Regions from separate parts of the Homo sapiens genome. Here region 2 is linked to region 1. The links are chromatin loops, found by intact Hi-C in ENCODE. Cell type or tissue: PC-3. All regions are shown on one strand. Links, peaks and the distances in the headings refer to the core of each region. The heading gives the core; the rest is flanking DNA.

Evidence for each region. Hi-C counts contacts between places; a loop is a spot of excess contacts. Peaks named below come from ENCODE experiments on the same cell type or tissue, not always from the same donor. Only the 100,000 strongest peaks of a DNase experiment are listed, where the experiment ranks them.
Region 2: a loop joins it to region 1, with 7 times the contacts of the local background. A loop is called at or near these places in 1 of 110 quality-filtered maps.

The regions. Positions count from the first base shown.
Region 1 is chr13:72,122,824-72,130,907 of GRCh38, forward strand. No RefSeq gene overlaps it. Among named protein-coding and RNA genes, the nearest start is that of DACH1, 260 kb to the left of the region's middle. RefSeq lists an enhancer at 1-517. In PC-3, for the core only: no CTCF peak of the experiment used is centred there; DNase peaks (open chromatin) are centred at 2,938 and 4,418; H3K4me3 peaks cover 756 bases; H3K27ac peaks cover 2,397 bases.
Region 2 is chr13:71,998,269-72,006,352 of GRCh38, forward strand. No RefSeq gene overlaps it. Among named protein-coding and RNA genes, the nearest start is that of DACH1, 140 kb to the left of the region's middle. RefSeq lists an enhancer at 6,462-6,986. In PC-3, for the core only: no CTCF peak of the experiment used is centred there; a DNase peak (open chromatin) is centred at 6,913; H3K4me3 peaks cover 606 bases; H3K27ac peaks cover 832 bases.

The DNA of each region.
Region 1 (8,084 bases), core at 1,916-6,915:
TATCCCAGGCCAGGAAACAGAAAAGTAAGTAAAGAAGGCATCTTGGACATGCCAGGCCAGCAGGCAGGATGTGGAGAACCACTAAGGAAAGCAACTGATATCCTGTAGACCCGAGACATATAATCTAGCCAAACCATGACAACTGACCAGATGCCCTTACAGATCTCCTCAGCTTGACAAAACTTTAGACAGCTTTCTTTCTAACTATACAGCCACTGGCTCCTTTCTTAGAACATTTACTTTAAATTGCTTGCAATTGTTGACTGTCTGCCCTTTTGAGATGTAAATCTTCCAGCCTCTTGCTGGTTTTACAACCCAGGAATGCCTTTCTCAAGGCCTGGCAGAAGCCATTTTTAAAAAATTGAATCATCAAGAAAGATAGCTCCCATCTCCTACTTTCTATCACAGGGCAGGAGCCTAACTTAGCAAATACAGATGGCCTAATCACATTGATCAACCTCCACTCTAATGTCCTCCAATACTTTTTACACTAGCTTATCCAAGCACTTAAACTCTCTGACTTTTTTGTTTCCATGGAGTTGAGTTAAATCTCTCTCCCCTATTGCAATAATCTTGAACAAAGTCTTTCTTGCCATATTAACTCTATGTGGTGTGATTTTTATTTTTATTTTTATTTATTTATTTATTTTTGAGATGGAGTCTTGCTCTGCCGCCCATGCTGGAGCGCAGTGGCACGATTTTGGCTCACTGCAAGCTCCACCTCCCAGCTTCACACCATTCTCCTGCCTCAGACTCCTGAGTAGCTGGGACTACAGGCACCCGCCACCAGGCCCGGCTAATTTTTTTTGTGTTTTTAGTAGAGACGGGGTTTTACCGTGTTGGCCAGGATGGTCTCGATCTCCTGACCTCATGATCCACCTGCCTCAGCCTCCCAAAGTGCTGGGATTACAGGCGTGAGCCACTGCGCCTGGCCGTGATTTTTATTATGACACAACCAACCCAGCTATATATATGTTTCTCTCCATCTGAGACCCCACTCATCTAGAAGTAGATGAGTGGGGTCATCTACAGGAGAAATCACTCCTGTGGTGTCTGCCCCAATTCCTGACTCACAAAATCATGAGCATGATAAGATAGGTATAGTTTTATGCCCCTAAGTTTTGGTATGGTTTGTTATGCACAGTAGATAACTGGAAACTCTCTATTTCTCAGTCTCTCTCTCTCTCTGTGTCTCTCTCTCTGTATATATACATATATATATACACACACACATATTTATATATACATACATATACACACAGTAAGTCTTCACTTAATGTCATTGATCTTAATGTCATTGACAGATTCTTGGAAACAGCAACTTTAAACAAAATGATGTACATCAGGTGCTTGAATAATGTTTTCATGCGTGTCATTTTGTTATAACATTGATGAGAAAAAAACTCTGATTTCTAATCAACATCAACACCATTTTGCTTCAAGTCGCAGTTTCTAAGAACCTACCGAAATGTTAAGTGAGGATTTATATAGATATATAAATACATACATATATATACATACATACGTATATCTACATTTATCTCATATCTATATAATGTATTGATACAATCTATATTGATATATCATGTAGATGTCATTCATAAGCATACATTTCTAAATGCATTCAGTGGGGGCTAGAAGCCCAAAATTTATGTTACTAATTTACTTTGGAGCATGCACTGGAGGTTCAATGCATTTGGTTACTTAGGAGAACATGTACATCTTTACCTCAACTACATTGAATATGTGTCAAATCACTAAAACTAAAACCTTATTAGATGCATAATTATTTTGTAGGCACCTAAGCAACTGTTTACATGTAGCCAGCCCCAAATTCCCAGAACCCTCTTTCAAAAGTGAGCTTGAATGTACAACTATTAGAAATAAGTATTTTTAAAAGTAAATAAGACTACTTGAAATAGTCTATTAAAATAATAAAAGACAATAAAAAGTAAGACAAAAAAAGCAATATTTTCTCTGTAAATGACCTAAATTTGAAATGACCATCTTTTTAAAATAAGAGCAAACAAGTTTCAAATTTTAGGTTCAAAAGAGTAAATAATTGTTCAAGGTTCTAATGATACTTTCAAGAAAGGCATAATTCATTAGATTAAAATCATTTTGCTGTATTTCCAAGTTAACATGTACACTTTTGTGGGAAAAAAACACCATTTCTAAGTGAAGGAAAACTTAGAATATCTCTAAAACTGGCTTGACTCGACTACAGTGACCAGTTACTTCTGAGAAACTTGTTATGCATGGAGTCAGTTTTAATATTCGTGTTTGTCAACCAAGCCCTTTCAAGGGCATATCCGGAGGTCTCCTTAATGTCTAGCTCCACTATACTACTTGTGATGGGAAAAAACTTTCACAATCTATAATTTGAGTGTAAGGTCAAAGTATTTCTTCTCAGGACATTTTTGCTAAATCTTCTTCCTTATTATAGAAAATTAAAACATTTATGTATAAACCTCTAAAGTGTGTGTTTTATTGACTTATTTTTCATCTACTACATGGTTATATTCTACCTTATTAATAATTTTCCAGGTCATAAAATAAAAGCTGCTGTTTTATACTATTTTTTGAAAATATGTTGCCAATAGTGTATATACTTCACATATGTGTTTTGGGGAAGCAAGTGCCATAAAAAGAATACCCCAGTCCTGTTATCATGGTGGGCCACCAGTATAGCAGCTCTGAAATGGCTGGGATTATTAAAATGAATGTTTGAAGAAGGAACACAGAGCAGATTAAGTACTTGGGTTGACTCAGGGTAGGTTTGGAACTTCTCAAGGCAGGTTCTGGGCATAGAGACTTCAAGGCAGTATTCTGGCAAGTCGGAGATGAATTGATAAATTCTTCTCTTGGGCTGAAGGATTTACCCCCACGCTTAGGAAACAGGGCAAGCTTTGTCTCATAAATATGTTTTGATTGTATCACTTGTTGAGCAGAAAGCTTTGATGAGTGATTGCCTCAAGAATTTAAGTTCTTCCAAAGTCAACCTACTTGCATCACTTTTCACTGATGATGACTGTGAAGAAACGGATAGGTTCCTTAGTGATAGCATTGTGCCCTTGGACTCTCTCTGTTACTTAGTTTTATAATATGTCCTAGAATTTATACATTCTGGTTATGCCAACTTACCATGTGCCTTTCTTTATACTGATAGAATGACAGCAGTAATAGGGGAAAGGATTTAGATTAGGGTTTAAACAACTTTTTGATTATCGAGTTAAACAATTGTTTTAAAAATGTATTGGAATTTCTTTTGCTGAAAGGGTTTGTTTGGGTTAACTCTTTCCTAAGGGAATTTAAGTGACTCAAAGAACATATACTTCAGCATTTGCCATAGGCACGTAAAAATAAATCCCAGCCAGACCAAAGACAGAGTGTACTTTGGATTCCAAGTGACTATCTTGGTCACCAGGAAGCTGGCCTTAGAGTTTAAGAATATGATTCCTAGAACTTGCTGACAACTTGAAAATAATCTTTTTAGAAAGCACTTATATTTCAAATGTATTTGTAAATATACATTTTAAAATAAATGATCACTTTTGCATTTTGTTTGGTTTTGATTAATTATTGTCATTTTCCCTGAATTCAAACTTCCTTATATGCAGGTTTAATTTCTTGATACATTAGGTACATGTGGAAGCTGTGATGTCTTGGATCTAAGAGAGTATTGATAAAGTTAACTTTGCACATTTACACATTCATTTATTAAACCAATATTTAGTCAGGAAGGGCTAGGTCCAAGAATAGCAATGAATCATCAGTTGAAACAGAGTAGGGCACAAAAGGAATAAATAATATGGAGAGGAAAATAAAATAAAAACCTCTACCAGAGATCGGAAACTTTCCTTAGGGAAAGTAACTTAGGAAACGAGTAAGTGATTCATGAGAATGAAGTGGAGGAGTTTGCTAAGTGAATTCCTAGATTGGGGATAGTGAGGGTAAATGTCTGTTGGGGATGATAAACAAAAAGTCTTATTTTGTAAAATGAATTAAGAAGGTTTACGTATTTTTCTATTCTACAAAAACTTTTATACTCAAAAATTTTTCTTGAAAAATTTAAAGAACTTGCCCATCTGTAAATCTGAGCTGAAATTTTAAAAGCACACATCAGAGGAAGGGGCCAGACCTACTGGAGCAGGGTTTTTTGCAAGAAACGCAGGGAGACAAAGGAGAAGCAGCATTTAGGCCCCCTTTGCCCAGTATATTCTAGGTTAGCACCAGAAATATATATGGGTCAGAGCCAACCTTAGGCAACAGGGTCCTTATATTATTTGATTAAGGAAGTTTTGCCCTGCCCCTTGCATGATCAAGAGCTGGTGTATGGAAACAAGCCAGGCAAGAACCTTACCTGGATGCCATCCTGCCAGCTCAGCATTTGGGTTTGGGGAAGAGGCTAGCCTTTCCCCTGGCTTGATCAGATGCCTGGGATTCTAACTGTGTGTTCACAGTTGTGGGGAGAGGCAAGCTATTGACAGGAGTCACATATTTGTTCGTGATTGTTGTCAGCAATCCTGCCTGGCATGATGGAGACAGAGGGCTGGATTCTAAGCCTTGCCTTTGGTGAGTTGTATTATCACAACAACTCTGGGACAAATTCTTCTTTCAAAGGCCAGCCCTCAACAGATCAGTCTTGGACAGCTTAACCTGGGCTCTCAGAATTAATTGGAAAAAACGTTCTGAGGTCAAAAATGCTGGAATGCATTAAAGTGGGATTTTACTACAGAATTTTATAAAGCTCTGATTTGCTCATATGAGGACCAATTTTAAAAGACGGAGGTATAATATTGAGAGTTTCCCAAATTATCTTGGATGTTCACCTATTCACCTAGCACATGCCCTCTTTTGTGGCAATCTCTTGGAATTAGTGTTAAACAAAATTTATGTAACGCCACTTTATATCTATATAGATATTCATGGTTATATTTGTATTTCAGACTATACTAAACTCTTCAGCATTTAAGTGTGTACCTTCTATGTTCCATTTAATGGTTTATGGCTCTTAAGTATTTATCTCTTTCTTTGAGTTGTTGTAAATGGCATTATATTCTAATTTCAGTGTCCCTGTATTTGTTGCTAGTATATATAAATGCAACGGAGTTTTGTATGTTTACTTTACAAGTTGCTTAACTCACTTATTAGTTCTAAGATATTTTTGGAGATTTCTTGGGAATTTCTAGATGTCATGTGCAAGTAGGAACAGTTTCATCTCTTCCTTTTTGATCTGAATACATTTTCTACCCCTTATCTTGCTTTATTGCAGTGGCTAGATCATCTAGCAACATACTGAATAAGAGCTGTGAGAGTGGATATCCCTGCCTTGTTATAATTTTTGTTTCAGCTGTTAAACATAATTTAGAAACTCAAGAGAAGGAAGCCTATTGCATTTACTCAAATTTTTCTTTTCCTTCCTAAAGTTCCAAGATTCCATCCTTTATTGTTTTCTTTTGCTTAGAAAATTTACTTTTGCCATTTTTTAGGGTATGTTTTGGGATGTCAACCTATTTTACTATTATTCATTTATGAGTGTCTTGATTTCCCCTTCATTCCCAAAGGATGTATTTTACTAGATATAGGATTCTGGGTGACAGTTTTTTTTGTTTTGTTTTGTTTCAGTAGTTTAAAAATGTTTTGCCACTTTCTTCTGGCCTCCATGGGTTTGAATGAGAAATTTGCTGTCATTCCAATTGTTTTTCTTCCTTAGATAAAGTATCTCTTTTCTCCTGGTGCTTTTGAGAAGTTTTTCTTTATTTTGGGTTTTTCAAAAGTTTCATTAAGCTGTTTCTTGATGTGAATTTCTTTAAGTTTATCTTGTTTTGGGTTCATTCAATATCTTAAATATGTAGCTTTATGGCTTTTGTCAAACTTAGGAAGTTTTTAGCCACTATTTTTTTCTTCTATTTTTTCAGCCCTGCACTTTTTTTCTCCTACGAAATTCTAAAGACATAAATGTCATATCTTTTGTTAGAGTTCCACAGATTTCTGAGTCGCTGTTCAATTTTTTTTCGGTCTATTTTTTTCTCTCTCTTGTTGAGATTGGGTGATATCTACTGTTTAATCTTCAAGTTCACTGATTTCTTTTCCCTATTACCTTCATTCTGCTCTTAAGCCCATCCATTAAACCATTTGGATCTCTCTCTTAGCTTAGACTTTCTATTTCTTTGTTCAGGCTTTCTATTTTTTCATTTAAGAATGCTCGCAGTTGATTGTTGATGTATATTTATCTTGGCTGTTTAAAAATCTTTGTCAGATAACTCTAAATTTCTATCATCTTGCTATTGGCATCAATTGTCTTTTTACTCAATTTGAAACTTCCTCATTTCTTTGTATGATACATAATCTCCTGAAACCGGAGCATTTTCATACTATATTATGAGTCTCTGGATCTTATCTTGACTTTCTGTTACTTCTCTGGCAAGGAAAGGGTGGGGTGCTACATCTTTACAGCCAGGTGGAAGTAGAGGTATAGGCTTCTCGCCCTCCATTGACACCCAAGTGGGAATCCCCCTCATTATTGTTTTATGTGTGAGTTACAGCTTCCACGTGATCTTTACTGACATCAGTGGATATGACCTCATACCACTGGATGACAATGAAAGTTCTTACTCTCCAGTAGGCCTCCTCCCATATGACCCCCAGGGAGGAGAAGGCTATCTGTTTACTGTTACACAGGGGGTGGATCTTCAAGATCCACATGTAGTCTATACTGACACCATAATAGGGGCCTCATTCCCAGTTAGCAGAAATGAAGTTCCCGAAAGCTGACTTGGTCTTCTCTTATACAACCCTGGCTCGGGTATCAGGGTGCCTCATTACTACCTCCTGAGTGTGAAAGTCTAGACTTTTCACTTGGCCTTTGCTGGTGTGGGTATGAGTTGGCCACAGTTTTCTCTATGGTGTTTAGCTGGCAGAGAAGTTATGAACAAAATGTTTTCTTTCTAGACTGCCCCTTGCCTTGTACTTTAGCTAGGAAGAGCAGACATTAACTGTTTTCTTTTTTATTTTTTTCCAAAAAAATCTACATCCACCTTTTTTTCTGGATTAGTGGCTTTCACCAAGCTTGGATTATATGAGCAGAAAGAAGACCCAGAAAACTAATCACTACGTCATTCCTAGCCATTCCGCCTTCTTACTATATTTCAGGGTCTCTTTAAATTAGTTCTACAAACCGGGTGCAGTGGTTCATGCCTATAATCTCAGCACTTTGGGAGGTCAAGGCAGTGACTCAATTGAGGTCAGGAGTTCAAGACCAGCCTTAGCAACATGATGAAACCCCATCTCTACTAAAAATACAAAAATTAGCTGGACATGGTGGCACGTGCCTGTAGTCCCAGGTACTTGGGAGACTAAGACAAGAGAATCACTTGAACCCAGGAGGCAAAGTCTGCAGTGACCTGAGATTGCACCACTGCACTCCAGCCTGGGTGACAGAATGAGATTCCATCTCAAAAGATAAATAAATACATAAGTAAATAATAAAAAAATTTTGAAAAATTGTTCTACATATAATTTCCAGAGTTTTTAGTTGTGCTTAGCAGAGGAATAGGGAAAATCACATTGACTTCATCTTCCTAGAAGCAGAAGTCCAGTGATTCCTTTTAATAAAACAATTTTGCGAATTTTTACTTATTATAATATATCATTTTACATTTTTGATAATATTTAATGCTTTATTCTGTATTTCTATACTATTTTAATATTTCTTAGACAACATGTACTATGTTTTCTTTGATTATTTTCTCTAAGTAATGAAAGGTATACTTTTCTAACACTTGTATTAATGTTTAACAGTGTGTTTTTATAAAAACATAAATAGAACTAAGCTGCGTAAAAACTCTAAAAGAGGTATACTAAAGAAGAAATGGTATGACATTACTGCAAGTTCTTAAGGAGAAAATGAGTCGGTGGATGTCTCAAACCTCCTCAGTGGTTTTGGCTGTATTGCTCTGCCTAGATAATGCCTTTCATGATCCTTGTTTAGTATTTGTATTTCTTGATCTATGGTTAGAGTCACTTATTGGGTCACACAATAAAGTGATAAACCAATAAATTATAAAATAATCTCTATATAA
Region 2 (8,084 bases), core at 1,942-6,941, 120 kb before region 1:
ATTTCAAGTGGTTTTGTCATGAAGTGTGCATGTCTGTGAGAGAGAGGGATACAAAGAGATAAAGCAATGTGAGAAGATGTTAACAACTGGTGGATCTAAGTGAAGGATATATGCTGTTCATTGACCTATTCTTTCAATTTCCTATAGCTTTGCAATTCTTAAAAATAAAAAGTAGAGGAATAAAAATAAATAATATTATTAAATAATTAAATTAAATAAATAAATTAAATTAAATTAAATAAATAAATAATATTAAATAATTAAATAAATAAATTACATATATACATGAATATTTATATATGTAAATAATATTCATAGATCATGCAATTATATTATTAAATAATTAAATTACCATTTATATATGTAAATAATATTCATAGATCATGCAATTATGTCAAGTTCTTTATAAATTAAGGCAAATGTAAGAAATAAAGGTACGAGTATATAAAGGAATAAATTATATAAATAGAAAAAATAGTTCTAATAGATTTTTGGGATATCTTCAGGGTTTTCTACATATACTATCTATCATCTTGCTAATAGAAATAATTTTGCTTTCTCTTTTCCAAAGGTTAATACTAATGCTAAGTTCCAATTTGGATACCTTGCATTTTTTTCTTGACTAATTGTTCCAGCTAGTATTTCCAATACTATGCATAACAGAAGTGACAAAAGACCTATTTTTTTTGTTCCTTTTAGAGGAATTATTTTTTTTTTCCTTTTAGAGGAAAAGCTTTTAGTCTTTTATCATTGAGTATGTTGGCTGTAGGTTTGTACATATAGGGCCTTTATTATGCTGAAGTAGTCGTCTTCTATTCCTAGTTTGTTGAGTGATTTTATCATGAAAGGGTGTTGAATTTTGTTGAATGATTTTTCTGCATCAACTGAGATGATCATATTTTCCCTTTTTTCTACTAATGTAGTGTATTACATTAATTGATTTTTGTATGTTGAACTATCCTTGCATTCCAGGAATAAACTCCCCTTGGTCATGGTGTATAATCTTTTAATATGCTGTTAAATTTGGTCTTTCAGTATTTTGTTGTGGATTTGTACATCAATATTTATAAGGCATATTGTTCTACAATTTTCTATTCTTGCTTTGTATAAGGGTTATTCTTCTCCCTTTTAAATTAAGAACTCATTAAAGTTGTCTTCTTTATTTCAGCTTTTTGCTTTTGATATTACCTGGTAGATTCTCATTTTTCCCTGAAGGTAATTCTGAGGAAACTAGAGTTAGGTGAGGGTTGGAGCCTCAGACAGACTTTTCTTTGGCAAGCACAGGGAGGTGGCAGATTGCAAACACTTATGATTTAACATCTTTTTTTGTTCTTGTCACAAATTTATAAACTGAACTGGATCCCATAATTAAGATAAGCCCTCCAAGAAAAGGGTTCGAGAAGAAGCCATATTGGTTGAAATATGTGCAAGTGTACAGGTCAGTGTTGCTTAATTTTTTTTTTATCAAGGACTCCCAATATTGTTATATTTACTATTATTTTATTTAGGTGTCTTTAAACAAAAGCTATCTATATCTAAACTCTCTCTACTTACAACTCTTACACAAAAGCAAGTTAAATTTCAAAGTTAAATACAAATTTTACCAAACAATACAATTCATTTTTTGGTGACAATTTTATGTTACAAATGATGTTTTCCAAAAATAAAAGTGTCAGCTCACACAATGTCAATTGGTATCACAAAAAAGTATTTTGAATTTATCATGTTTGTACTGCTATTTATTTTGTGATGACTTAGTTTTTCCAGCACTTATCTTTATATTAATTACTGCAAAAATATTTATTTGCATGATATTCCCGTCTGTGATGTTATTTGGACTTTATTTGATCTAGAGAATCACTTACGTATTTGACCTACAGAATCACATACATATTTATTCTGCCTTCATTATTTTTCATTAGCTTGGGATCATTATGTCAGTGCTATTTGGCATTGTTACCAAGGTAAACACAAACTGGAATATGGGCACAAAAGCAGTTTGGCAATAATTGAGTTTTAAAGGCTGGGCATGGTGGCTCATGCCTGTAATCCTAGCACTTTGGGAAGCTCATGTGGGAGGTTCGATTGAGTCCAGAAGTTTGAGACCAGCCTGGGCAACACAGTGAGACCCTGTTTCTACAAAAAATAAAAATAAAATTAGCCAGGCCCAGTGGCATGCACCTGTAGTCTCAACTACTTGGAAGACCAAGGCAGGAAGATTGCTTGAGCCCAGGAATTCGAGGTTGCAGTGAGCTATAATCGTGCCACGGCACTGCAGCCTGAACGACAGAGCAAATATCTTATCTCAAAACAAAATGAAAGAAAACACCAAATAATCCAAAGCATACCTCAGTTAATTCTTAAATTAATACCAAAATGAAAAACTCACATTTAAACTTCCTACCGTTGAATCATTAAAAAACACTGGTGAAAAGAGAAAGATACTGATTAGAGTACAGGGAAGAAGAAAGCTGGGGAGAGCAAAAGAACTCAAGGGCAAATGAGGGCAGGAAGTAGCCAGTTGCAATGGCTCACGTGCTGCTTCTGTCCAAGGCAAGCAGGGTGATGGGCAGAAAACTGGGGGGAGGGACTCAGTGTCAGAGGTGTGGAGAGGCATGGGGTTAAGGAATAGGGTGAAAAGCAGTGTTTAGGGCCAAAGAAGGATAAAGAACCAAATCGATACTCACAAAAAAGCAAATCGCTATTTCAAGGGCCTAGCAGAGGCAGGAGCAAAAAGACTGGAATCTGAGAGGTTCAAATGGGAAAAAACGTTCAGGAAAATGGATGGAAGTAGAGTTTGAGGACTGAAGCCCAGCTCCAGGTGCTGACTGTCATTGTCACTGAATGCATTTTCCCAGATGGATATCCAGAGTGGAGGAAGGATTAAAAATGTGTATGGCTTGAGAGACAAACAACTAGCTCCAAAAGTTTATTAGAGCCTAACCTTTCCTGGAACTGATATACACAGGGAAAGTATACAAGGCAACCAGGCCAACATAAGACAGAAATCAAAGTGACCACTCCAAGAATAACAGAGCATCTTTTCTGGCTTTGCCCCTCATTGCAGAGTTGTGGGAACTCTAACCATCCACCCACGGAAAACTCAACTAATGCATCCATTGCTTTATTTACTAAATTTTCAAATGTCTTTATTTTCCCAGGGAACTCCTAGGCAGTGGAAGCATGATGATGAAAAATACAAGGACACTGACTTTCTGCCTCCTACAGTCAAAGCAGGGATGCAGAGCGATGGGCAAACACGCAACTGCCATACACAGTAAAGTGCAACTGCACATAGAAGGACCTTCCTCGTCAGGTTTAGCCAATTAGGGAAAGGTTCCTGGAGGAAATGATGTTTTGGGTGAGGTGTGAGTTAGTAAGCTGTGGGTGCAGGAAGGCGCATTGCATCAGGGAGAGGGAACACGATGATCAAAGACCTAACTGGTACAAGAGAGCTAATTAGGCCTTATGAAACCTGAAAGTCATTCAATCTAGCTTTTGTACGAGAGCTGTGGAAGAGGGATGAGTGTCAGTGACAAAAGATTTCTCTGGAAAGTAAAAGGGAACCCTAAGGAGCTACTTCAGAGCCACTGAAGTATTTTAAGCAGGGGAATAAAGTGATTTGTTTGAAAGATCTTAAAAATTACATTATGGATGTGATCAAATATGACCTTCTTAACAGCCACATAGAATCTGCCATTTTGTAGGACTGCTCTGGCTCTTGACCTAACATTTGTAGTCACTCTCAGCGTTTACCAGGGGTTTCAAATGTAACTGCCTGCATGTTCAGGTAGGAAAGTAAAGGCATGAAGTGGGGCTGATATAAGATATTAAGGAGTGGTGGTGACTCTGATAAAGGAGGGTATCTATACCTATCTCCACAACAACCATCACTTAGTTTCCACTGAGTTCCGGTGCACAGTAATGTTGGCCAGAGATTCTGAGTATCCTGTATAGACTCCTTATTTGTGAATGGAAAAAAAACAAAAAAACAAAAAAGCAAAAACAAAACTGTGAGCTAGGAGTTGCCTTCAAGTTACTAGTTTGGAACTTCTGTTATAGTTAGGAAAATCTGTAAATCTGTGAAGCAGATTTGTTGCCCGAGCAAACAACAATATTATCCTTGATTCCAAGAAGATAGCAATTGGTCAGGTTTTCTTTGTTTCTGTTTTCTTCAAAAATCCTCAATTTAATCAAAATGATTTAAATCAGCGTTCAGTTGTGCAGTGAAATTGATGGTAAAGCAAAGAAAAAATAGTGTGTTAGTCCATTTTTGTGTTGCTGTAAATAAATACCTGAAACTGGGTAATTTATAAATAAAAGAGGTTTAATTGGCTCATGGGTCTGCAAGCTGTACACAAAGCATAGTGCCAGCATTTGCTTCTGGTGAGGGCCTCAGGAAGCTTCCACTCATGACAGAAGGCGAAGGGGAGCTGGCATGTCTCATGGTGAGAGTGGGAGCAAGACAGAGAGAAGCGAGAGGTTCCACATTCTTTTAAACAACCTGATCTCACATGGACTAACTTAGTGAGAACCCATTCATCACTAAGGAGGTGGTGCCAAACTGTTCATGACAGATCCTCCCCCATGATCCAACTACCTTCCACTAAGTCCTTTCTGCAATATTGGAAATCACATTTTAATGTTGGAGGAGACAACATCCAAACCACAGAAAATAGTGATTTAAATATGCTGAAAGGAAATCTAAGTATAAAGTTTAGAATGAAAAGTATGGAATAGGGCACTATAAAATCTCCTCTCCTCTCGTCTCCTTTCCTTCTTTCTTTCCTCCCTTCCTCCCTTCCTCTCTCTCTCTCTCTCTCTTTCTTTCTTTCTTTCTTTCTGAGACAGAGTTTCACTCTTGTTGCCCAGGCTGGCATGCAATGGCGCGATCTCAGCTCACCACAAATTCCACCTCCCAGGTTCAAGTGATTCTCCTGCCTCAGCCTCCTGAGTAGCTGGCATTACAGGCATGTGCCACCATGCCTGGCTAATTTTGTATTTTTAGTAGAGAAGGAGTTTCTCCATGTTGATCAGGCTGGTCTTGAACTCCTGACCTCAGGTGATCCGTCTGCCTTGGCCTCCCAAAGTGCTGGGATTACAGGCTTGAGCCACCGCACCCTGCCGATAAACAAACTTTCTATTGGGCTAGGCAAACACTTTGTACATTTCAATATAATAATAATGATAATAATAATAATGAATATGCTTGTTCATGGAGAAACTAAAATGTTAGAGAAGAAGAATAAGAAAAATAAGAGAAGAAGAGGCTGAGGGTAAAATGAGAAAATAATTACTCATTTCCACCATCTGATATATATTATTATATACTTAAGATGACTAATCAGTTGCTTGAAATCTAAATGCTGTTAGTAATGCATTCATAAAAGTCAATATTGAAGTTTCATTTTGTTATAATTTAAAATATTAACACTTTGTATTTCTCTTGTGCTTTGTGATTCGTAAAAACTTTGTTGTTCAGTAGGATATAGTGAAAGTGAATGGAATTTAAGGAAGATGTTTCTGTCTATATTTCCAGTAACAAAACTTCATTTGCTTATTATACATGGTACTCTTGGAATTTATGAGACCTGGAAGTCCTGTCTACTAAAAAATTATATAATCTCCATCAAGACTCTTAAGCATCTGTGTTTCTCAGTTTCTTACCTGTAGGAAAAAACGTCTTAGCTGAGGTTATAAAATATACATTTAACACTTGGAAATAAGGCAAAAAGTTGAGCTGTATGCCCTTTAATGTTATATTGGGTCAATGTTTAAGAACCTTTGACTATTTATTATTTGATTAAACCCCAATTTAAACAACTGGAAATGTAAATTTTTTAAAAAAGCAAATACATAAAAGCCTATTTAGGGAAATTGGGGTATTTATTTGACTATTTTGATGCATCTACCTCTTACTGTTCTCATTCTCACATTTTATTCTAATTTAAAGTCTAAAATATTTTCAGTTATATATTGAATTTGACTTATTTTATAGGCTTCAGCAATGTTTTATCTTCCTAAGAAACATAAGAAATTATTCTGGAAAAAAAAAACCCACTTCAATAAAATTTAAGGAAAACCACTAAGGGCATTTCGTTTTTTTATAAACAATATACACAGCTGTAGCGATGTTGGCAGGAACACATGCCAGAGAGCTACGTACTTGCTTCTACAAACTGTTCTGTTCACCCTTTATCCAGTAACAGCTGGTAAAATGGTATTTAAGAACAGTTTGATTTAATCTAATGAGAAACTATGCTGCAATGCCTGATATTGCCTGTGGAAAATAATTGGACAAACATTGATTTTTTATGTTGCTATAATAGGTACATTTCCAATAAATAGAAATTTATATGCATACTTATTTGGCAACATTCGTCTCCTGTGAAAGCTAGTGTTTGGTTCTTCATACACATATACAGGCACATACACATACATGTATATACATATACATGCACAACACACATAAATTAACACCCAGTGTATATACGTATACTACAAAATTTTAGTGTTATTGATGCCAGAAAACAAAATCCTATTTGGAATGCGTTTAAGACTTTACAGTTATTTTCAAAAACAAAATTATGCACAGAGAAGGCAATAGTTTGGGTAACAGAACTCTCCAACAACTGAAGCTGTAAACACTGAGCAAAGAATCTATGAGACCAAGTAACAAATTAGCACACACTTCAGTCTCTTGAAATGAACAAAGAGAAGAAAGAGCCTCCTGAATCTCTCTACATTCCATCCTGGAAACCTCAATAGATTCTTCTGAAAGAGTAAACATGGTGTGTGGTTGCTCGTACATGCAAACATGCACGATCTTCTCTGTTTCTTTTTCTTATATCTTCTCAATTCCAAATTCTGCAATCACTGGAACAAGAAAAGCTGCCCCAGTGGGATTTCTGTCATGATTTGCTTTAGAAAGTACTCGAAACCACAGATGACCATTACTTGCCAAAATTTGAGTCAGGATTTGTTGACGCATAAGGTTCAAATAATTTGTATAAACATCCAAGCACTTAGACAGTATCCAAGATATTTCTTTTTCTTGGAAGAAAAAAAAATCATCTGTAAACTATCTTTTATTGTTTTATAATTGCCCCCTTATTTGTTACCCACATTTCATTTTAGATTGTAACTTTTTTGATGATAGGATATGATACCTAAGCAAGGCTGAGTTTATAATAGGTACTAGTTTGATAATACCTAGCTATATAAACATATTATGAAATAAATGTTATTTTCTTTGGAATGAGAATTTCTAACAAGGAGAGAGTTATATTTGCTGAAAGAATTGTTCAAATCCTCCAGATAGGTTGCAGAATCTCATGGGGCTATAGACTTTTATTTTCCTCATCATACTCAGGCTTGATAAAGTCCAGGGGAACTGCTATGCATGAGACCTAGGGACTAATGGTAGGAAGAAAATTTCCTAACAGAACTCCAGGGCCCTGGATGACAGAAAGTAGACACTTGAGTCAAGCCTTGACAAATAAATGAAATTGTTTAAAAAATAAGTTAAAAGAAAAATTAAGAAATTCTAAGTGAAGTCAGAGTGTTTATGGTATTTGTTAGGAATAGTAAAGTGATGAATTGTCCTAGAGTAGATAGCGTACATAGGGAGGAGAAGAAACTGTGCTTGGGAGGAGCCAGTTAGCAAAGATGTTAAAATCCAGGCACAGAAGTTTCCATATTTCCTGAAATATGATGGGTAACGAGGAATCAATAAAGTTTTTAAGTGGAACGGTCTGAAGAAAAGAGTAAGGATAGGAGATTAATCTAGCAATAATCTGCAGGATGCTTTGGGAAAGGGTGTGGAGACTGGATGGTCAAGGTGACCATTTCAAAGGCCACTGTAGAAATTCAGATTGCAAGCAATAAAGACTTAGGCTTTTGCTAATAAAGAAAACGTAAACTAGAAGACTGGAGTTCTGCTTCCAGGACTGGCCTTAAATGGAACTAAACGTATCCTCTTACTATAAAAAAGATTTTTAAAAAAACCCCAAACATCAAGAAGAAAAAACATTCAGTAAAATAAAACTCATGATTTTGTACAGTAGGCAACAGGCAGTGCAAGT